Regions from separate parts of the Homo sapiens genome. Here region 1 is linked to region 2. Evidence: read pairs that join two places in POLR2A ChIA-PET (ENCODE). Cell type or tissue: MCF 10A. All regions are shown on one strand. Each heading gives the region's core, and the rest is flanking DNA. Links, peaks and the distances in the headings are about the cores only.

The links. Peaks named below come from ENCODE experiments on the same cell type or tissue, not always from the same donor. Only the 100,000 strongest peaks of a DNase experiment are listed, where the experiment ranks them.
Region 1: POLR2A ChIA-PET joins it to region 2 with 12 read pairs; 5 of 35 experiments call an interaction of 5 or more read pairs at or near these places.

The regions. Positions count from the first base shown.
Region 1 is chr12:65,825,657-65,837,186 of GRCh38, forward strand. HMGA2 (high mobility group AT-hook 2) reads left to right here. Exons shown (of 5, transcript NM_003483.6): 2 at 2,345-2,431. It also overlaps the pseudogene RPSAP52. Among named protein-coding and RNA genes, the nearest start is that of HMGA2, 6.9 kb to the left of the region's middle. RefSeq lists an enhancer at 1-554. In MCF 10A, for the core only: no CTCF peak of the experiment used is centred there; no DNase peak of the experiment used is centred there.
Region 2 is chr12:65,942,171-65,953,700 of GRCh38, forward strand. HMGA2 (high mobility group AT-hook 2) reads left to right here. Exons shown (of 5, transcript NM_003483.6): 4 at 9,213-9,245. It overlaps HMGA2-AS2 (HMGA2 antisense RNA 2), which reads right to left and starts at 6,537. Exons shown (of 4, transcript NR_199060.1): 1 at 6,265-6,537; 2 at 5,594-5,954; 3 at 468-523. In MCF 10A, for the core only: no CTCF peak of the experiment used is centred there; a DNase peak (open chromatin) is centred at 6,681.

The DNA of each region.
Region 1 (11,530 bases), core at 2,112-10,111, 120 kb before region 2:
TTGTGCACGGCCCCGAGTGGCGCGGTGTCGCCCAGTGACTGGAAGCGACCGGGATCCGACAAACCCGGGCTCGCAGGCGCTTTCCGAGTTGCTTTTGCAACTGCCCGGGAGGAAGGAGGTGCCGGGGACCCGGGCGCTTCGGCCGATCTGGGCTGAAGGGGCTAGAGTCTTGGGGGCCGGAGGCTCTTTCTCCCGCCTCCCGGGGCTGCTCGCGGGTCGGGGGCTGGCGCGCCGCAGCCGCCCCCTTGGCGCCCTCCTCCAAGCTCTCGGTGGCCCAAGACTCGCGCCCTCCCGACAAAGAACGCATGGAGACCCGGCTGCCTGGTCCTTTTTGGGCTCTTTAAATATGCGGCGGCCGCCGGAGGGAGCCCGGGGCAGGGGCTACGGGGAGCCTGGTTCCCCGCAGGACGGGGTTAACTCGCCCAGCTAAGGGCGCGTTGAAAGGAGTGTCCAAGAGAGTGCAGGGTAGCCAGGGTCGCTTCCTTGTCAGGGGCCCGGTCCCCCTTTTGCCCCTGGATCTCGCGCCTCAGAGCTGCAGCCATTAAATGCTCTTCTCCAAGGCCAGTGGCCGGGGGTTGAGTAGGGGACGATCGAGGGGCGCCCGGGACCCTGCGGAGTGGAGGGTTTTGTCTGCGGATGCAACCAATTAAGCGTGCAGCCGGCGCTTGCAGAGCTGCGCTCAGCGCGCAGGGCTGGGGGTTTTGTTCGCTGTAATTTCCAAGCCGCGGCGGGCAGAGTTGGAGCGGGATATGTCTATTGAGAACATTTAAACTCCACTTTCTCGGGCTTTAAAACTTGCTCTCTGCTTAGTCTTAAATCGCTTCCTTCATGGCAAACACGCCGATTAGAAAATAATCCTAGAGTCCCAAAGTTGTCCGAGAGCAAGGTGGGGAAACTGAACAATGTTTGCTTGCCAGTGCATTTTAGAAAAATTGAGAGTTGTACCTTTTTGAAATCATCAAAGGAAACAAGCCGATCTAGAGGCCCCTGAGTTTTCCCGCTCTGCCCAAGCGACACTTTACACCGCATTTGAATCCTGTTTTACACCTCCCAGGAAGTCTCTGCCCTCCCCCACTTGTTTCCCACCCGCCACCCAGTTCTAACTCACTAATTGCCCCCCCTCCAAAAAAAAAAAAAAAATCCAAAAGAAATTACAATGGGGTCTGGAGGTGATTGGATACTTTACCTTTGAGTTAAGGCAGAGTTCACAAAGAAAGAAAAATTTGTCTCCGATGTGTTTGCTCTCGATGTGCCCACTGGTGCTAGTGGTCCCACAGAAGCTTGCAGGGAACCTTCCCGAATTCTCTAAATGGGATGCGAATTTTCATTGAGGACGTTCATGGGTTTTAAGTTAATTAGTCTCACTTAATCACCGAATCTGAATGAAATGTGAATAGATGATTCACTGGATAAATATTTGGGATCTGGAATATTAATCATCGCATTCTCTTAACCACTTGAGTATTTACTACTTGGCATAGGAGCCATTTAAAGTTTTGCTAAACCAAGTGATTGCTTCCATTTCTCATTCCCAGACACTCCATTCCTCCTCGCTTTTACCTCCTTTTAGTTTTCTCCACTCCACCCCCATAAGAGTTTTCTCAAAAGAAAGTTTTGAAGAAAATATGTTTATTTTTATCAAAAGATATTTAAATTTAGACTGGAGGCCATGCCTGCATCTCCAAAAGGAAGTGGAGAATTGAAGCAATTAACTAGATGATTCAAGCAAAACCTCCCACCATAGATTTACTATAATTATTTGGAAATTTTAGGGGGAATGGAGTTATTTTGAACTGAAGAACTTGAATAATTGCTCCAGTATTTCACTCAAAATGTGTCAGTTGAATCATAATCCACCTAGAAGGCAGGTATACAAAGATGATTAAAGGCCACCTTTTCAATATGGAAGATTGTTGAAATATCTGTGATGGTAGCTTCGTATTTCTGTTGTTTGAAATGCTAGTATAATGCAGAGTGGTGTTCGTTTAAAATGCCTATTATTCCTATGAGTTGCCAAATGCATAGCCCTGTAAACTTTACACCTTAAAAGTATATGACTTTCTTTCTAGAACATGCCTCTTCAGTCTTTGTTACCATTTTAGGTTTGAAGTAGAATCTAGTTTTCATATACAAAATAGAGTTTCCTCTTTGAACCCTTGCATTAAAAGTATAGTTATTTCCCCTTTCTGTAAACTCTGTACCATCATCATCCATTTATGCTTGAACTGAACGTGTTCCAACAGCTCTTTTGAGCAGCACATGCAGAAAATATAGCTAAAGAGTCAGGGTCAATTTCTTTCAGACATTCTTGCCACAACAGCATTTTTTTTTCCCTCACAATTAGGAACCAACCGGTGAGCCCTCTCCTAAGAGACCCAGGGGAAGACCCAAAGGCAGCAAAAACAAGAGTCCCTCTAAAGCAGCTCAAAAGGTGAGATTTCTCAAGTCAAGCTCTCCTAACTTCATCAATGACTGACTACAGGAGCCTGCCTGTAACTTTCCCATTCTAACTCCGCAGCCAGGAATTTGTCCCAACTGGGTAACACAAGACTCATTTCTTACATTTAACATTAGTTAGATGCGAGTTAACCTTTTTTGTAAGCAGATGCTCAGCATAAAAAGTTTATGAAGATACTTAACAGTGTTGTTTTTAAACAAACAGCCACCAAATAATTTGAACCTTAAAACGGGTAGAAGTGAGGAAGGAAGGGGTTGCGGGGGGGGCGGGATGAAAATGACACAATTAATATTTGCACCAGTTGTAAATAGTTAAAAACAAATCAAAACTATAGATTTTGCCTGGTGGTAAAGTTTTTGCAATTTCCTCTGAAAAATGATAAAGATTGATTTACTTTGTGCTTATTACATGGCTACTGCAAACCAAATCCCCCTATTAAAGTACTTTGCCAAATAGACGATAATTAGAAGTAAATCTAGTTGTGGGATAGTGGAAAAATTCCATGAATTTTGCAGCTTTAATTGTGATAATAAAGTATACTGTTTGTTTTACAATAAACCTGCAGTATAGTATATCATAATCTCAAAATGCCTTTTCATCAAGTGACATAGAAATGTCTGAATTGGACAATGAGACTTTTTAAAACAAGTATTTGGCTCATTTAATATCTCTTTTTGGGCAGAATGGAACCCAGTTAAGTGTAATATTCAGTGTTTATCTTAATAAGTTTAAACTTGCAGTTTAAGATAACTTCAGGTTGGCTGTGTTTAAGCTAGCAAAGAGGAACTATGTCAGGGTTAATGCATGTATAGAGAAGTACCAGTCACTTTTTTGACTTTATAAATAAATTGGAAAAAAAAGTTTCTGCGTTGTATTTGTAGGTTTGTGTAGTAATTGAGAACAAAGTTTCAAAAATCAGAACTAAATTTGGATATACCTTTTCACCGGTTTTGGGTACTCCATGTACAGTATTTGTTAGAAAGGACTATATGCTCATCGTTTGGGGATTAATGTTTTGTGTGATTTTCTTTGTGACTGTGGGTACTAACTGTAATGTATGTAAACTGCCATAGCAACTAATGGTACATATAAAGTTATTTAGGAAGTTACTCTGAGTTCTTGTCTGTTTTAACAGTTTTGAACAGAGTTGAGGAGCATATTTTTAATATATTTAAATTTAATTGCTTCTTAGAGTTTAGATTTAATTGTTTCTTATTTAATCAATAAACTTTAAAATAGCTCTAAGTAACCTTGTTATTTAAAAATGGCAATATATAATCTGGTATTTTTAATATGAATACTTTACATTTGTTTCATTTTATCTCATTTATAAATTAACTAAAATGGACTGATTTTACCAAGGAGTTTTTCTATGTTGTGTAAGTGTGGAGTTTACCTAATTTACTTTTATTCTAAGGAGATGCACAAATGAATATCTTGTTAGATAGCTGACACGCATTTAAGCTGTGGTATAATTCCTCTGAAAAACACATCATGATAATATCTCCTAGGAAGAAATCTTTAAATTTCACCATAAATAAGTAATTTGAAATTTAATACTAAAAAGGAAAATGAATTGTCTCCCATATTTTACTATATTTCATGTTTTTTGGATGAATAGATAGAAACGCTCCCATCGCCTCCGCTTCATTTTAAAAAGCTTACCACTGACTAACAAAATTTGTATTGAGAAAAGGGAAGCTGAAGCTAGTGCCTAGTTTACCACCTAAAGCAAAATTTTTAAAGTTGATCTATTCCTAAGTAAGGGTTGATTTATTTTTAGTGACTCTAGTGACAGGCATTTGTAAATGACCCCCCTACGCCGCTCATCTTTCTGAAAATTCTTCATGTGTATGCATACATTATTCCAATTTCCAAAACAGAAGTAGGCTTTCTTTTTTCTAAAGATTCCTTCTCCAGAATCTTTCATTCTTTCAGACACAATTATTTCCTACAATGGTGTTATAAAAATCCCTCTTGTAATAAAAATGAATAAATACATTTGCCCATAACATGACTTATTTTTCTTCAGTTTTATAAATTACGCTTCATCTGGAGAAGAGAATACCTTGCAAAATAATGAATGACATTGATGAATCGTTCATGGCATGTGTAAACTTAAGGTATTTTCACTTTCAAATCAGAATTTGTTGAGTATGTTACTATTCTATATAAATATGATTTTCAAACATTTGTTTATTAAGCATATATTGTGTTCTAACAAAACATATATGTTCGTCAGGATTTTGCAATGCAAATCTTTTTAGAAAAAGTTATATTGTTCATAACATGTAAGATAAACATACCCTGTGAGACTGACCAGAATAGATATGAGAAGTCTTCTATGAGTAACAAAGTGAGTGTTTTCCTGTAAACTGAGACCCATCACAATGCAAAATACATTGCAAAGACTGGTAAGTATATGAGAAGAAAGAAGCCTAAAATTAGAGGAGCTGCAATGCACACTGAAATCCTGATGGTTATATACTTAAAATTTCTTGCTGCTTGGAGTTTCTTGACTTACAAAGTTTATATTTGGATTCAGTAATTGGCCTTGGGACATTTGAAAACAAAGCTGTTGATTTGAAAATTAACAGTGTGAAACTGGACAATGCATGCAGAATGTTGCAAGACCAAGTGAATGACTACTAAATTAGCCATCACTTCAATTTCAAACCATATTCAGTAGAAAATTGATTTATATAATATGTAAAACAAAGACATTTATAAGAACACAATTTCCTATGCTTGGAACTTTTGGAAGAGAAGATAATTATTCTTCAATCTACTTAATATTCCATTAAAACTAATTACTATGCATGACCATTGTGTAATGATTCTAGTCATTCCTCAGAACTCCAATCTGAGTGCTCAAAATTTGTCCCTGAATCAGTTTCATATAGTTACCTGAATAAAAGAAATCAGAAGTTAAAGTTTTCCTGAATAATTCATTTGTCCATGTGTGTATACGTCTGTGTGAGCATATCTTTACCCTTTTATTTATTTTTTAGTCTGAGGTACACCTATGACCAGTTATGTCTTAACTTCCTTTTTTGTTTTGTTTTGCTTTGCTTTGCTTTCCTGGTTGTGGTGGATGGAAATCTTTGCATTTTTACAGTTCCCAGATGGTTAGAGAGAAAGAAGTTATAATCTCCTTTAGTTTAGGGTTTTGTTGTACTTTTTTAATCATGACAGAATACTGGAGGGGTTGTCACTAATTCTTCAGTGTTGAAGGTCTCAGGTCAAATTCACCTTTAAGTTTTAAGCCAATTCTCATTCACATATTTTAGGAAGTTTTTTTCTGAGGTTGAATTAAATTTTATTGGAAGGAAAATGAAAATAAAAAAAAAAGATCTCAGGTGTGAGATAACCCTACTTCATCATGTCATATATTTGTTCACCACCCTTTTGACTTTAGGTGTAATGGACAGATCTAGGAAGCAAAGTGCAGAATGAAAATATCTAGATAAAGTAGTTATAGTTAAAATAATGTGTTCAGAGTAAATGTTTAATCTCTATGTTTGATTTGCTATAAAAAGAAGGCCTGAATTAATTAGATACTGTAAAGACTACTTCATGCTCCTTCTAATCATTTGCATTTCTCGAAATGTGGTTTGCTTTTCATAATCATTACCCACACCAATCACAGATATTTTAAAAAGAGAGAAGATAGTTTTAGTCACCATTTCAGAAAAATCATTCAGCATAAATGCTGAGTGAGGACAGAATTTTCTTCAGAATATAGTAGGCCTAATTAAAAGGAGAAACCAAAGACATTATTATTGGTGAGTTAAGGAAAGGTAACTTTGGAAGTTATCATATAATTCTGGCCTATGGTTTCTAAATTAAACTACTATGATTTAGTTTAATTCCTCTGTGTTTCAATGGGCAGGTAAGTTTTATTGTGGGATTCAGGGCCCTATCTGAGGATACAAATGAATTCAGGCGGATTCAGGGCCCTATCTGAGGATACAAATGAATTCAGCAGGTGAAATTAAGTAAAGTCCAACTGTTGTTCCATTATCTTGATATTTAGGCTGACTTACCTAAACAATTGACTAATTTTTTTCTTTCACTTTGCCAGGGAAGACAAAGCCTTACTTAATGCACCAGCACATTCTATCTGGTAATGCTTTTAATCATCACAGATTATGATCCAAATATGGGAGATTGAAATACATTTGAATTATCTTATGAAGTAATTTTATTTCAAGGGACCTATAGTTCTACTTCTCTGGAAGCTCTCATCCTTCTGAACTCTTCTGAACTTGAAGTCTCCTCATTTCTCTGGCTGACCTACATTCCTGGCTCATTTTTATCTCAAGTTCTCAACAGATCATTTTGCTAAGGAGATAGAATATACCAGATTGGTATTCTATTGCATTTCAGTTCTTTCTTGAGAATAGATGGGTGCTGAAGAGGATTTTATGTCAGTTAAATCATTCAAACATGTCTTGTCTTGTTAGTTGACTTTCTGCAGTTTACAGAGCAGAAGGCACAAAGTGGAAACTGAATTAATTTCACTGATTCTGAAGGTTTTAGTTATGAATCTTTGTTCTGCCAACCAAGAGAAAAGGGGAAATAGAGAACTGTTATTTGTTAGGGCATTGCATTATTTCATATTGTTTTAATACACTGAGCAATTTTGAATGGCATATTCTATTTAAATTAGGGAAGAGTAGTGCAGGCATTCTCTTTTGTCTAGGATCATGTTTGCTCAGAAGGTAACTCCTGTGATCAATAGCAATGATCTCTTGTATCATTGCTATTGATTTTTATGATTACAAAGAAGTAGAGAGAAGATTTGGAGGAGAAGAATCTTAAACTTTGAAAATGATAACTTTGCCTGTCATTTGGCTTTGGTTTTAATTTAGTGTTTGTATACATGAAGATAAGCATGTGCAAAATAAGGACACCAGAGTTGACAGTAAAGGCTAACTTGGGTAATAGGCAGGAACTACAATGGGTGATGGAAATTACTTATATTTTCTATTGGAAAATATATTGTGATAGCAAATTGTAATGTCTCTTCAAGGCTAAAAGTGTTGCATGTAAAATTAGGAAACTTACAGAACTGGATTATCAAAAAGGTAAAATGAGAATTTCCTCAGTACTTAGTGGGATTGATTCGTAGAGTTGATTTTGATATCAGTGTACATTGATTTATACTGTTTATATTTTTAAAAATAGCAACTGAAGGAAATAAAATGTGCTTTCTAGGCTTTGGATAGTGGGCTTCATGCAAATCAAGATACATGCAAACAAGACAGGGCACCATCACACCCAAATATTTTTCTAGTTTTTTTTTTTTTTGGTACAGATGCACTGATGGATTTGCAGTGGGGGATTTCTGGCTATATCACAGTACATAAAAAAAATGATGAGAGAACTTGTAATAGCAAAAAATTAATAGCCACCTAAACCTGACCCTGAAGTCAGAATTGAATTATTCTTAGTTTCCAACCTCTGCTCTTGTCCATGTGTTTATAGGAAACTTGGAAATACATTACTTTTAACTAATTTGATTTTCACCCTAGAAGGTTATCTTTTATTTTTTAAATTTTTGAATGGCAGTTTTATTTTATATGGGAATAGCTCTCCAAAGAACAGACACTTCACTGCATTGAAATCAGATTGGGTCTCAGTTCTACTACCTGTGAACATGGGCAGGTTGCTTAATCTCCCATTTGTAAAACGGGAAGTAACACCTGCCCTGCCCTACTGAAGTAAGATAATGCTTGGAAAGTCACTTTGGAAACTAAGAAAATTGGTAAGTATTATATTTGTGGGTAGCATTTTAAAATAAGGGGAGGGAAAAGAAATTACATTTGACTAAGTGCTAAATGCCATAGCTTTTGTCAGGCACTTTATATATATGTTAGCTCCTTTAATCCTCTGATTTAGGCATTGTGGTCTTCATTCCACAAATGAGAAAACTGTGATTCAAAGATGTAAACAGGACATATCTGATATTCAACTCTGGTAAATGGTAGCACCTGGGTTTGAATTCACTTTAATTCTAAAGCTTATACTCTTTCCACTACCATGTGCTGAATGTTCTGTAAAATATTTGTTACAAGGTAGATTTCTGTTATCTCCAGTAACCTGAAATGCAGGTTGGAAATTACGCTTTGGGAAACCTTTGAAGGGCCACTCCAAAGGTTATAAAGGGATTGGAAATGTATGCCTTCTGCGACTGATACCCACAAGACTTCTGGTTCCCAAATAATATCATGGGGCTATGTCTTTGGGAATTGTAACACATCCAGAAGTTTTCTTCTTTGCTAAATGAGAGGGCTAGGTGAAATTATCTCTAGTTTTACTGAACTCTAGAATTCTGATGATAAGAGGGAAATAAGACACACATATAAACACTTTTCCTTCCTTTCCTCTTGCCCTCCCTCCCTCCCTTCTTCCTCCTTCCTTTTTTTCCTTCCTTCCTTCTTTCCTTCCCTCCCTCACTCCCTCCCTTCCTCCCTTCCTCCCTCCCTCCCTCCGTTCCTCCCTGCCTCTCTCTTTGCCTCCCTCCTTCCCTTCCTTCAACAAGTATATAGTGAACACCTCCTGTACACGAGGCACTAGTGCTAAGCACTGTTTTCAAGCTCAAGAGATGTATTTGCTAGTGAATTTCTTTCCTAATTAGTTTTTAAAATATGCAGTACATTGAAGAGCCTGGAGTACAGAACTTCTTAGAGAAAGAAATAATTATATTTCCCATTTAACATTTCTCCTAATCTTCATGGACTTGCTTCTAAATATATCATAAAATTAAGTGTACAGTTTTGAATCTGAAGTTTAAAACATAAAAATATTAATGAGGGCAAACAAGGGAGAAATGACACTTTTAATGAGATATGATTGTTGTAAATATTCGCATAATAGTGCTGGTAACAGTCTGAAATTTCAGTTCTTACCAATGAGAATTCCGACCATATCTCCCTTTTCTCTCTTGATGTGAGCAATAAATAGTGAGAATTAGTTATGCCTCTGTTATACATGGGTTTGTAGTATAAAGCCAAATTCTATTCTGGCAAAGGAAAACCAAATATACACTTCTACAGTATTGCATATGTTAAAACAAAACAAGCCTCCTGAATGTTTTGTTTGTCTTTTTTGAAAAATAATATCCTGAAGAGCATTAAACACAGGAAAACAATATTAAAGCTGATGTTTTCCAATATGTAAAAATCCTGGATCTAAGCTGGTTTACAAACTAAAACCCTAACTTGTTTTGCAGCCTTTGTGGAGTTTGATTAGAATGATTAAATAATGTGGGTTTTAAAGAACAATGAAAACCTCCCAGATTGACGCCACACAGCACAGCTAATGTGTTTCTTCTAGATGTAGTCTCAGAAGAGGGTTTCAGTTTACATGTAACACTGGCCTGAACGACCAAGGAGCAAGTTTGCTTTTAACAAGTCCGAGTGATAATCGTGATATTTTGCCCTTTAGTTAATGGTGCAAATTTTATTTCTCAATAGGCTTTTTGTAAATGAGATGCTCATTTAAAAGTCATCTTATTTGCAGGGCTTTTTCTGTTTTTGAGAGATTTGCTTTCTCTGATTTTGAAATACAGTGAAACTCTTTCAGAAAAAAAACCTCTCTCTTCAATAGATTTTAGATACACCCAGATCACATCATGGCCCCTGAAACATAACAACCGTGCAGAAAAAGCCTGGTGTAGCACTGTTAACTTCTAAGGTCAATAGGCTCCTTCTCCCACCCTGACTTCACACCCCCTTTTCAATAAAAAGGATTTCTATTTTCCATGTTTGTGTAATTTACTACTGGGTTAACTGTGCAATCTTACAGTTGCTTCCAAAGATTAAGTCAGATGCTGCTTCTGTGCTAGAGAACTCCACACTCATGTATAACTCACTATGCAATAGCCAAAGGGATCCTTAAAAGCCTCATTCTAAAGGTGACAGATGGGTGTGAAGGAATACTTGCATTGACCAAGGCTTCTGTGAGAGGAAACTAACTTGAAGAAAAACTCCCTTTCTGGGAGGCAGAGGCGGGCGGATTACGAGGTCAGGAGATCGAGACCATCCTGGCTAACATGGTGAAACCCCGTCTCTACTAAAAATACAAAAAATTAGCCGGGTGTGGTGGCAGGCGCCTGTAGTCCCAGCTACTTGAGAGGCTGAGGCAGGAGAATGGAGTGAACCCGGGAGGCGCAGCTTGCAGTGAGCAGAGACCGCGTCACTGCACTCCAGCCTGGGCGACAGAGCGAGACTCCGTCTCAAAAAGAAAAAAAAAAAAAAAGAAAAACTCCCTTTAAGGGTTCCATCTAGTTAGGAGTGAAAGAACACTTATGGAGCACCTCATGGGAGGCAGGAACTTCTAAGTACTTCTAGGAATGATGTCTCACAGGAGGAGTCATCTCCATTGCACGGATGAAACCAAATTGAGGTCTTCAAGGACCTGCCCAAAGTCATAAAGCTAAAATGGAAGAGCAGGAATTGGAATCTAAGCGTTCCAAGGTAGAGTCTGTGATCTTCTCAGGGCACCTCCCTCTCCATGAGGCAATGCTCTGAAGAGGGTATTATTTACTTGACACTCTGGGCTTTCGCTAAATTCATGCCCTTGGGACTGAAGGTAAGACAATGCCACTAACCTCTGACAACAAATGATTCCTTTGTGGAGCCATTCAAAAGTGATAATAAACAATGATTCAGAGTGTCCAAATCAGATGGTTAGATAGAACCCCTAAAGGCTACCAGGTTTTCTTTTGTCCTGGGAAATTAACTGAATCAGTGACAATTTTAGTTTCCTAAAGTATTTTTTTATGGTAGCAAATGCTTGTATACTACCGGGTAGTAGCATTGTTAAGAGGCTAGGAGCACAGTCTTTACAGTTAGACAAAACTGGGTTCAAATCCCAGGTCTGCCACTTACCTGCTTTGTTTGTGACCTTGAGCCAGTTGTATACCTAACCTATCTAAGACTTAGTTGTTCATCTACAAAATAAGAGGAATAATAATACCCACTTTATAAGGCTGCTGTAAGGATTAACGTAACACATGTGACTGACAATCGAGTGCCTGGGATATTTTAAATGCTCAATATTTGT
Region 2 (11,530 bases), core at 1,702-9,701:
TAGTCTTTATTTGGCTGGAGTTAACATTAGCTAAAGTTTGAACTTAGGCTATAGCATCTGTGCATACATGTTTGATTTGTGAAAACCCAGCAGCATGGCAGTTCAAATATTTATTCATTTTCCTGTGCTGGCTCTTAAGCACATGTGCATATGCAAAGTGACCTAGCTTTGTGAATGGTCATACACAGAGAAAAAGAAATACATATAGAATAAATAATTTGGGCCTTAAAAAATATGTATATATGTGTGTGTGTGTATACATATATATGTATAGCGTTCCTTTTTTGAAAACTTGTAGCATAAGGAAATAGGACTGAAACATTCATTATTTTCTATGAAGTAACATTAATCTCACAATTTTCACTCCACTTTTTGACTAAGGGTGGATTTTTCCCCTAAAATCTTAGAGAATCATAAAAAATGAGATGAAAAGTCAACTTCTGAGACTGTGTATTCCTTTACCCCACCTGTGTGCGACTGTTTACTTCAGACTGCTTTATGTTCCTCAGAGCACAACCATCTCCTGTAAAACAAAAATGCCTATTAAACTGCTATAACTCGGGAGCACACCGGAGCATCCCCTTAACACTAACCATGGTTTGACAACACTATCCCCAAACCACATCTTTTGCTTTCTAATTTGTTAAGCTTAACTGTAATCTTTAACTTTCCAAAGTGAAGGCAAAGAAATTTTCTTAATGTATTTCTTTGTGATAGGGAAAAAGTGATACTTTTCTTCTACTTCGTCTTCAAATTTCTTCTGGAATTTTTTTTCAGTGACCTTATCTCTACTTTTTCATTTTCCCTATTATAAAGAAAATAGTCATCTCTTCTTTCATACATTTATCTTTTCCATATTTGATGAGCACGCCTCCCCGCACTTAAGAAAACATTGTAGGAAAAAAATATTAATCTAAAATTGTACATTGTACTCTAATATCTGTTTTTCATTTGTCTCCCCCATTAGACTCTAGGCTTCTTGAAAGATTTCTTCTTTGTTTTCTACACCCAGTTCCTGCCTGTCATATAGTTCAAATATCAATTAGTATTCGATGAGCCAATGAACCACTTCATCAGGTCAGAATCCAGAAGGATACATTTTGAAACTAATCATGACACTGTGATTTTTAAAGGGCTTCCCATTGATCTTTTCACTCCATTCCAAAGGTGTCTGAAAGGCACCAGAGGGAAGGCAAAAACTCCAAAGTATCAGCCCCCCAGTCTGTTCTCATGAGAGCTGCTATGGCTCATTGCCACACATACGCAGTCTGATGTTAATCAACACTAACTAGAGCAGCTTGTGGCTATTCTCATCCTTGAGCAGATGAAACAAGGCCAGCAGCAGTGAGGGCACTTTGCTATAATAATCCAATAAATACTTTTGAAATGATGCTTACTTTTGTCTTTTGCATTAAAGTCTAAGCGCAAAGCCAAGTAGAATAGAAAATAAAGAACACTTCCCCTCTTCCACAATACCAAGCAGAAATTCCAGAGATTTTGCCAAAACTCCCCCATAGATTTATCGCTTCTTAGGAGACTTTGTACAGAGAACTACAAAATCTCCTTTGCACCATAAGGGCCAGATGTTACTGTTGAATTGTAACCACCCATAGCTACATGTGTACACACATTTCACAGTCATCTCTAAATGCACACAGGAGGCACAATGAATGGAAGTTAAGACCTAACCTAGGCTTTTTCTAGGTTCAGAGAAAACCCTGACTAGCTACTCCTGGTAGATGGTTTCTCCTCTTTACCAAAGCCTCCCATCACTAGGGGGCAGGTTCATTCCCAACTTAGGAAGCACTAAAACAGAAAAGCTTTCAACCCCAGAAAAGTGGTACCTAGAGGTGTGATTTGTATAGCTAGCTGTAGCTGAGTCTCATCCTCACAATGTTGCATCAACATTTGATCTGAAATAAATCCTTCAAACTTCAGATATATCATATTCCTATCTAATTATCAAAATACATTCCTTAGGTACATTAAAACTTTTTGATCACTTACTATTGTAGAATACCTCAAACTGAACTCCCCTATATCTGATCAATACCTGAGTTGACCATTAATTTTAAATTTAATTCAAAGTGACAGTTTTCATTCTAGACCTTCCTTGGATAGCCACAGAGATGTGTTATGTACAAATTATTTCAGTCATCCAGTTTCAATGAAGAGGTAGAGTTCAGGTGGATTTGGAGTGGGTATGAGAATCTAGCCAGATGGCCACAAAGACAGTCCTGGTGCTCTGGAAGAACAACCACAGCATAAGCAAGAAACTGGAACACCACACCTGGTATAGGCCAATCCCTCTTTTCACCACAATCTGGCAGTCTTTGGTAAAATAAGTGTAAGGGGAAGGATCCAGGCTGGAGAGGAGTGAGCAGAAAAATTGAGTACAGGATCTCAGAAGGTACAAAAAGCTACGCAGAAGGTACAAAAATCTGTTGCCTAATACAGCCTAATGACAAGTCACAAAAATTACCTTACTGAATTAGAAAGACCTTATCTTGATTGTATGGGATTAAACCATATGAAATTGCTGATAATTGATTGGTTCTGACCTACAAAAATGCCAGTTCAGCTAGCTCAACCTGATAGTATGAGTCACACGGGGTGAATGCTATGAAGACGCTCTGCCTCCACCTATCCTGGTGATACAGGTCTGCAGGAGGGTTTGCATCTAGAAATCAGAGATTTTTGTTTTTTAAGAGTCAGAGTCTTGCTATGTTGCCCATATTGGAATGCAGTGACTACTCACAGGTGCGATCATAGCACACTGCAGCCTCGAACTTCTGGACTCGAGTCCTCTTGCCTCAGTCTCCCAAGTAGCTGGGACTAAAAGCATGTGCCAACATGCTTAGCCCTAAGATTTTTTTTTTTTTACTTAACCTCCCCTGGAGCTCCAGTTTTTCGTTGAGGGGCCTCAGGGGCATCCTGGGAGGGCAGAGATGGATTGGAGTGGAGGCCACGTGAATGAGTCTCAGAAATACCATTTTGTCTGCTTTCTGTTGTAGGGTTCCACATAAGATCTAACATAAAAGGTGTGGGGGAGGTTCTTATGCTTTAAAAAAAAAAAAAATGATTCAAAGCCTCCAAAGCCTGAAGTTCATTTTTTGAAAAGTGACCCAAACACAAATCTTGACATTCTGGAATATTGAAGTTTTAAAACTAAATCCGGAGGGCCATGAACAAGTATGTCGATCACATAATTTCGTGAAAGGCAAATTCTTGATAATGGTCATCCTCCTTCAGCCAGGTAAATGTCAAATTCAAAGAAAATATATTCAGGACAGCACTGTGAAATTTCTGAGGATAAGAGCATATTTCACAGCACATAAATGAAAGTGGATCTCGGTGAATGTTCTATACAGAGAGAAAGGTTGTGTTTTGAACCTTTAAATAACTTTGGACAAAGGGTGAAGAAGGATATTGTTCACACCACAAGTCAAAAGCCACTCCCATCAATGTGCCCAACCACACAAGTCGAGGCTGCTGCTGGCCTTGATGGTTCATGGCCATTTGGAGTGTTTGCAGAGAGATTGGATGATTACTTGTCTAGAATTTGAGCTGTGTCTACTTATTCAATATTTTGGAACATTTTTTCTATAAATAACCGGTCAATTTTGTCTAGAAATCAGTGAAGTGATTAAGTAATAGGTCTATGTATTTATTGAAATGTTGTCTATATGGTAGGGATATATTCATCTGTCAGTTCAGGCAGATAAAACTGGCTACACTTGTGTGGATACAAACATGATCATAAACCTCACTAGTTCAATGAGCTGGCTTACATCTAAAGGACTCTTTTGGAAGTTGAAAAACAAATATCTTTTGCGTAAACATTTTTAATATGACACCATATTTAACTTAAAATTTTAAATAACAGATGATCCTGTGAGATGCTATTTTGTGAGGTGTGAAAGGCCCCCAAAATGTAACTCTCATTGAGGAATTTTTATAGAAATTAGGGTTTTTACATTCTTTATTAGTAAATAGCTAGAAGATCTGTCTTATACTATATTGCTATGAGAATGGAAAACAATCTACATGAAAAAAGATTATGCTATGGCACAGAAGTACCTATTGGTTGAACAATGGTCATATGATTTTAAAACAAAATCATATGATTTTAAAACAAAGTGGGCAAAATCACCTACTACTGCCTGGCAAGAAGCAAAGGATCTAATTATATTAAAATTCTGCTGCTTACATTAAACCCAGAGACTCATCTGCACAGACAGCCATGTGAAGGGCTTCTTTCTTTCTAAGGTCAACTTGAGACCCTTTACATAATAATCATGTTTGCTTTACCATACATTGTGCCTAATTTTTTTTTAAAAATTAAGTTTGTAAGCTCAATTCAAGCCTCTTTTTATTTAATGTTTAGATTAGTACTAAAATGAACTACTAATGTCTGGGTCCTTTGTTAGCAAGGATTTTCTTTCAATACCTACCAGAAGGAGTGGCTTAGCTGTCTGAGTATCAGCTTTAAAATACCTAGACTTCCTGGAACCATAGATTGTATTCTTAGGAGGGCTGAGGAACTTCTTAATTATTCTGAAATAGGTGGAATGGCAGACCATTTCCTACACAAGTGTCTCTCTACAAAATCTTAAAAATCCAAATACTCTGTGGATTTTAAAAATTCAGTAACTTTTTTTCTTCCATTTGGAGAAATGTTCATTTGCTGTATGACCTCAGAAATCCAAAAATATGTCCTTTCCTTTTGCTTATCTTCTACAGTTTCTTAGCATGTTGTACCCTAAGCTATTTGTATATACTTTAACAATGATATTTATTTGCTTAAGCATTATACTTTCAATTGTGGCTGAGCTAGTCCATTCTAAGGGCTAGACTGCAGAGAACTACTCACTGAAATCCATGTGGTTAGAAAGAGCCCTTTTAAGCTTCACGTGGTATGTTCAACTCATGGGGTCTTTGAATTCTCACCACTTTTTTTTTTTTTTGAGGCAGAGTCTTGCTCCGTCACCCAGGCGGGAGTGCAATGGTGTGATCATAGCTTACTGCAGCCATAACCTCCTAGGCTCAAGCAATCCTCCCACCTCAGTCTCCCGAGTAGCTGGGAGTACAGGCATGCGCCACTATACCTGGCTAATTATTTTTAATAGAGATGAAGTCTTGCTAGGTTGCCCAAGCTGGTCTCGAACTCGTGAGCTCAAACAATCCTCTCAAAGTGCTGAGATTACCGGCATGAGCCACCACACCCGGCCACAGTTTCGTTTTAACATCTGTTAATCCAAAAAATTTCTTCAAAGTCCTTTGGTGATTTTGTCAATGCTGCTATTGATGTTTTGTTCTGGGAGGAAGCTCTCTTTCACCCCATTGTATTTTAGAAGTTTCAATGCAACCATGGAATGAGGATTTTCATTACAAGCTTTTTGAAAGGTGCAATAGTCTCAACATAATGAACTCAAAATCTCAGTGCATTGAAGGGTTTGCATGCCAAGTTGACCAAGTGCCTAAACTGTATAAACTCCCTATGTGCACACTTAGAATTGGATCATCAGATTTGTCTAAACAACTTGAAAGGCTTTGCTATCTGTTCACTGAACAGTCATTATGATGTACACACCTTTAAGAGGGACTCAGCCCCTCCACAACTGATAATGAAGGAAGAATCTCCAAGTGAGGTGAGGCAGCTGGACTTTGCAGGTCTGACTCTTGTCCCCTGCGATTCACTTTTCATCAGCAACCTGGAGGAATCAGAACTAGGCCCTGCTGAACAATCTGGAGATGAAAATCAAAGCCGGGAAGTACAGCTTCTCCTGGATTGGATCTCGATTTGACTTTTTTCTTTTTTCTTTTTTTCAAGGAACAGACTGGGTTTCTTCAGAGCATTATATCAGGGATTAAGAGAATCAGTAGACTCGGGTTGTTTTGGTTTTAGAAAAAGATCTCAGACGATTATTTAAATTCCCTATGCCTTGGTTTCCCTGTGAGAAAATGAAAACAGTAAGGCCTGGACCCTCCCAGTAACAAAGGGGCAGATGTTAAAAATATAAAGGATTCTAGCTTTCATATAGGAAATGCATGTGCAAAATATTACTCATTTATTAAGGTGCATGAAAATTTACTGTTAACAACACAGAAGACTAATATGTATCATTGATGTTATTCAGGTCTTATAAAACTCTAGTGGCCAGTCGTGTTTTTAATGCCAAGAACCCCGAGGAGCAACTGGTTTCTAAGAATCAACACTTAGTTCTGAGCCGAGAGATGCCCCAAGGAAGATAAGAGACTTACAGTTTGTTTGGCGTCCAAAAAGCTTTCCAGACAGCAGTTTGTTTCCTTTCCCTTTTTATGAATGGTGGTAGTATTATGCTTCAGTCTGCGTTTTCTACCAAAGCCATTCATAAAAATAAAAACAAAACAAAATAACAACAACAAAAACTTTCTCGGCACAGTCTGGAGCCATTGGGTGCCAGAGGCTGGGAAAACATCCTGGCAGCCATAACCCCAACCAACATTGAAAGTATTCAAGGGTCTGTTTGTTTGGTGGTCTGAAAAGTATGAAGTGCTGTGTCTGAGGGTAGCTGGTAGAAGTTCCGTGACACGGACTAGGCCGGGAGCCAGGGCTGGCAGAGATTCAGACATTGTCTTTCCCCTCATTGAAGTGTCAGGACCTAATTCATGGAAAATTGGGTGAGCTGGCAGCTCTTTCAGAGGATTTCATTGAGCTGCAGTGTGCAGGAGTCACATGAATGCGGGAGCCTCTGCCAAAAAAGGAGGGGGATTTCTGAGCAGTAGGAACCAGTCAGCCTGCAAGAATGTATGTGGATTTGAAACGGTTTGGGAGTAAACATGTGTACAGGTGTAATCAACAGGGAAAAATGGGAGGAAGATGAGTGCTCTCTTCTTCCAAATGACCCTTTGGAAATGAATCCTCTATTAGCCCACGCTTTTGTGTCCTAAGAGGCAAGAAGTCCTCATCGTTCTTGGTTCGATTTTCCCTGGAGAAAACATCATCTCAAAACTTGGGCTTTTGTGATGACGTCATCTTTACTGTGATTTAAAGTCAAATGGAAGAACGTCTTTTCCTTTGAGCAAAAGTACCTTGCCATTTATTTTATTTTTATTCTGTCCATCTAAAAAAAAAAAGCTCTAATGATTTTTATATGGAATTTTTAATGTACCAGCAATAAACCACTGTACCACTGAGAGGAACTCTGAGAGGAAGGGGCTCTCAGAATGAATGAACAGGGGCTAGTGAATAGTGAACGTATCCTAAGTGCTGTTATTTGGGAGAACTGGTGCAAGAAAGCATGTCGCTATCCACATCAGAGTACCTCAGGTGTACTCACAAATCTCAGCGATGTGTAGATAGAATAATACATGCCTATATTCAGACATGAGAGTGAGGACTGGAAGCAAATAATCCATCGAAAAGCTCAGGCTTCAAATCCATCTTTTATAATGCCAAAGAAATAAGAAGTATTCTCTAATACTCGATTGGAAAGTTAGGCAGGCAGAAAAACATTCCCTCGGATGTTTCACTCAAAAGAGGAGAGTTTTGCTCTACACATACAATAGATACAGATATAACACAATATAACACAATATTCTTCCCATGATACCACGAAGAAACTGAACAAACTCACAGAATTATTTGCAAATCATAAGGGACTTGAATGCAAAACATTAAAAGAACTCTTACAACTTTGTTATGAAGAGATAGCAAATTTTTTTTAAATGGGCAAAGGATTTAAATAAACATTTCTTCCCAGGAGACATATAAATGGCCAATAAGCACATGAAAAGATGCTCAACATCATTAGTTGTGAGAGAAGTTCAAATTGAAACAGCAATGATGTTTAACTTCACATCCACTTGGATGTCTACAAGCAAAAAGACAGGCAATAACAAGCATTGGCATGTATACGGAGCAATTGGAACTCCAGATTCATTGCTGGTGGGACGGACTGCAAAATGGTACAGCTGCTTTAGAAAGCTGTCTGGCAGCTCCTCAAAAAGTGAAACAAAGAATTACAATATGAACCAGCGATTCCACTCCCAGGTACATACCCAAGAATGAAAACATGTTCGCACGAAAACGTGTATATAAATGTTCATAGTAGCATTATTCATAATAGCCAAAGGGTGGAAACACCCCAGATGTCCACCAACTAATGAATGGATAGGTAAAATGTGGTATACCCATACAAGGGAAAATTATTTAGCATGAAAAGGAATGAACTGCTGATGCTACCACATGGATGACCCTAGAAAACCCTAGGCCAGTGAAAGAAGCCACACACAAAAGACTCTACATATATAGTATGATTCCACTTACATGAAATGTCAGGATAGGTAAATTCATAGAGACAGAAAGTAGATTCATGGTCACTTAGGCATGGGAGGTGGCTAGGGACGTGGAGGGTAGTGGGGAGTAACCACTAATGGGTACAAGATTTCTTTTAGAGGAGATGAAAGTGTTCTAAATTAGACTGTGGTGATGGTTGCACAACCCTCTGAATATACTAAAATATACTTTAAATGAGTGAATTATGTGGTATGTAAATTATGTCTCAGTGAAGGTGTTTTAAAAAAATAAAATATTAACAAATTAGGTACCTTCACTCCTCAGTTTTGTGATATATAGGCTAAAAACAAAGTGAATCAAACAGTTAAGTTTCTTTCAAGCTAGTTGGCTTGTATGCCAGAATTTAATTGGGAATTGGAATTGTTTTCACTGAGATAACCTATGTTGTATTTCCTTAATATAGAGAGATCATGAATAGACATTTTTGTTTTTTTTGAGATAGGGTGTTGCTCTGTCACCCAGGCTGGAGTGCAGTGGCATGATCACGGCTCACTGCAGCCTTGACCTTTCTTGGCCCAGGTGATCCTTCCATTTAGGCCTCTGAGTAGCTGGGACTACAGTTGCAACGCCACCACACCCTGTTAATTTTTGTATGTTTGTAGAGAGAGGGTTTCACCATGTTGCCCAGCCTGGTCTACAACTCCTGGGCTCAAGCCATCCGTCCGCCTCTGCCTCCCAAAGCGCTGGGATTATAAGCGTGAGCCACCATGCCTGGCCAAGTATAAACACTTTTAACATTGGATATACCAGTTGAACTTTATACTTTCCTCTTTCCTTTGCAGACAAGTATCTGTATTTAAAATATGTACACCTAATTTTTTCTATAATGTATATTTTCTTTTAAAATATATCTTTTTCTTTTCCTCCTTAGCCACAACAAGTTGTTCAGAAGAAGCCTGCTCAGGTAAGACATAGTCATTAATTTTTTTCTCCCAATTAATATAAAAAGTGAAATATGTACTGAAAAATGTCCCCAAACTAAACCTTATTTCGCATTTTCTTACTTTTGGTTATCGTCCTGCAGTATTCCTGAAAATGTGTTGTAGCCTTCAAAGTTAGGAATATATAGTCTGCAATCGTACCATGAAAACCTCCCAAAATGTAAGGTCTTAAGTGTACAAAGCAAATATAAATTCTTTTAAAAATAAAACTATTTTATTACATTGCCTCATATGTAAAACAAATATTTAATCTTATCCTATATTTTACCAATTCTTAAACATCAAATTTTGTCCTTCCAACTGACTGTCTATATTCTGTTGACACCAGACTTATATTTAATGATTCATGACTGGAAACATATTTCTTCATTGAACAATTTCATAATATTTGATGATCCCAAAACACTCCAAAGAATGCTAGAATACTTGGAAATTAAGTTATACTAACGTGCAGACTGATGCATTCTTAGATCTTATTTAAATAACTGAATCACAGTCTCTGAAGTTTTTGGCAACATCAAATTGGAAAATAGCTCTACGTCTCTTGCCCCATATTCCTGGAGCACCTTGTCCTCACTATAATCTGTACATAGAAACATTAAAAAAACATATTTATTGAGGAAGCATATCTTGAAGAAAACAAAACTGAAGTATAAATTAACCAGGATTGCTAATAATGTGAGCCAGTATTAAAGTATAAGAACGTCCTGCTGTTCTCTTCCCTTCTGTATGTAAATAGTCATTGGAGATCCAGGTGGTATCATGCTGAACCTGCTAAAATAAGTAGTAAGCAGTGTCATGAGCTATCAAATTAAGTAGAACTCTTTCATGTAATTTTAAGTATCCATGAAATTTTTTTCCCTAGAAGTCTTTACAAATCTACCTTGCATCCTGTTTTCTTAGGTCAATGTTGCCTTGCCTGGGAAGGACCACCCGGGCAATCTTATATATCTACTGTTCTCTAAAAATGCCACTTAGAAGAGAATTGAAACTTCCAAACACATGAAAGGATCCAAGGAAAGTGTCTTCAAACAATTACATATGAGCTTTAAGTGGAATAAAAACAGAGTTACCATGAAAAAAATCATTTTCATTGCTGCTCCCATACCTAAAAGCTAAGAGTGGGAGAGGGGTGCTAAAAAAAACCCAGTGTTTGTGCGTCTTTAAGCAATATTTAAAAATATATACATATAAACAAAAACTTGACATTTTCATTAGGAGAACCCAAATATATTTAGCCTCTCATCCTTTAACTGTACAAAAATCAAGAGAAAGTAAATTGATAATTCTGTGCATTTGAGTCAAAGGATGAGGCAGAGTTCACATTTGCATCACAGGCTGTGAACTATAGATTAATCACTTTATGTGGTTTGTTAATATTGATTCAGCCCTTGTGCTTAGTGTCATAGGGAAGATGAGTCAAACAAAGAAAAACAGTCACTGCATCTGAGAAATGTATTTATATGTATATGCCTGTGTCCTATCCAGTGGTATGCTGGAACCAGCCCTTGTGAGCAAATAGTGAACATCTCTTCTGAATTCTGTGTTCAGTGATGTCAAGTAGGTAGCTTGAAATCCACTATGGTGGGAGTATTTACACCATGGAAAGTGACAAATACTACAAATCAGGACTTTTTTTTTTCCTGAGGAGCAAGTAGTTAAACATTTACCTCCCCAGCATGGCCCCACCCTTCAGCGATTCTGTTTATTTGGTCTGGAGATCCATCATATTTTTTATGAACTCCCTAAGTGAGTTTAATATGCAACTAGAGATGAAGACACTCCATGAAAACACATGAGAAGATGTCTGAACATTTGTTGAGCAAATGACCACAGAATGTCAATGTGTATGGGACACACGGGGGATACAGATGAATGAGTGGAATGCCTCAGGTTATCAAGGGGATGATAAGACTGGAATTTTCTTGTTTTGTTTGATTTTGTTGTTGTTGAGTTGCAGAAGGGAAAACTGAAACATAAATTAAGGGAAAGAAATTACAGATGAGATGAATGGCATATAGAAAGGTAGAGAGGCAAGAACAAATACATCATAGGTGGAGATTATTAATATGGCTAGAACTGATTGCAAGTTGGACATTAATACATCAAGAAATAATATAAGTGAAATCACAGTTGTTTTTCCCAAGAGAATTCAGAATCTCAAAGAAGCCACAAGTGGATTGAGTTGATCTTCAAGGATCAATCTGGCTATCTTACAGACCCTGTTCCAGATTTGCCCTTTATAGGA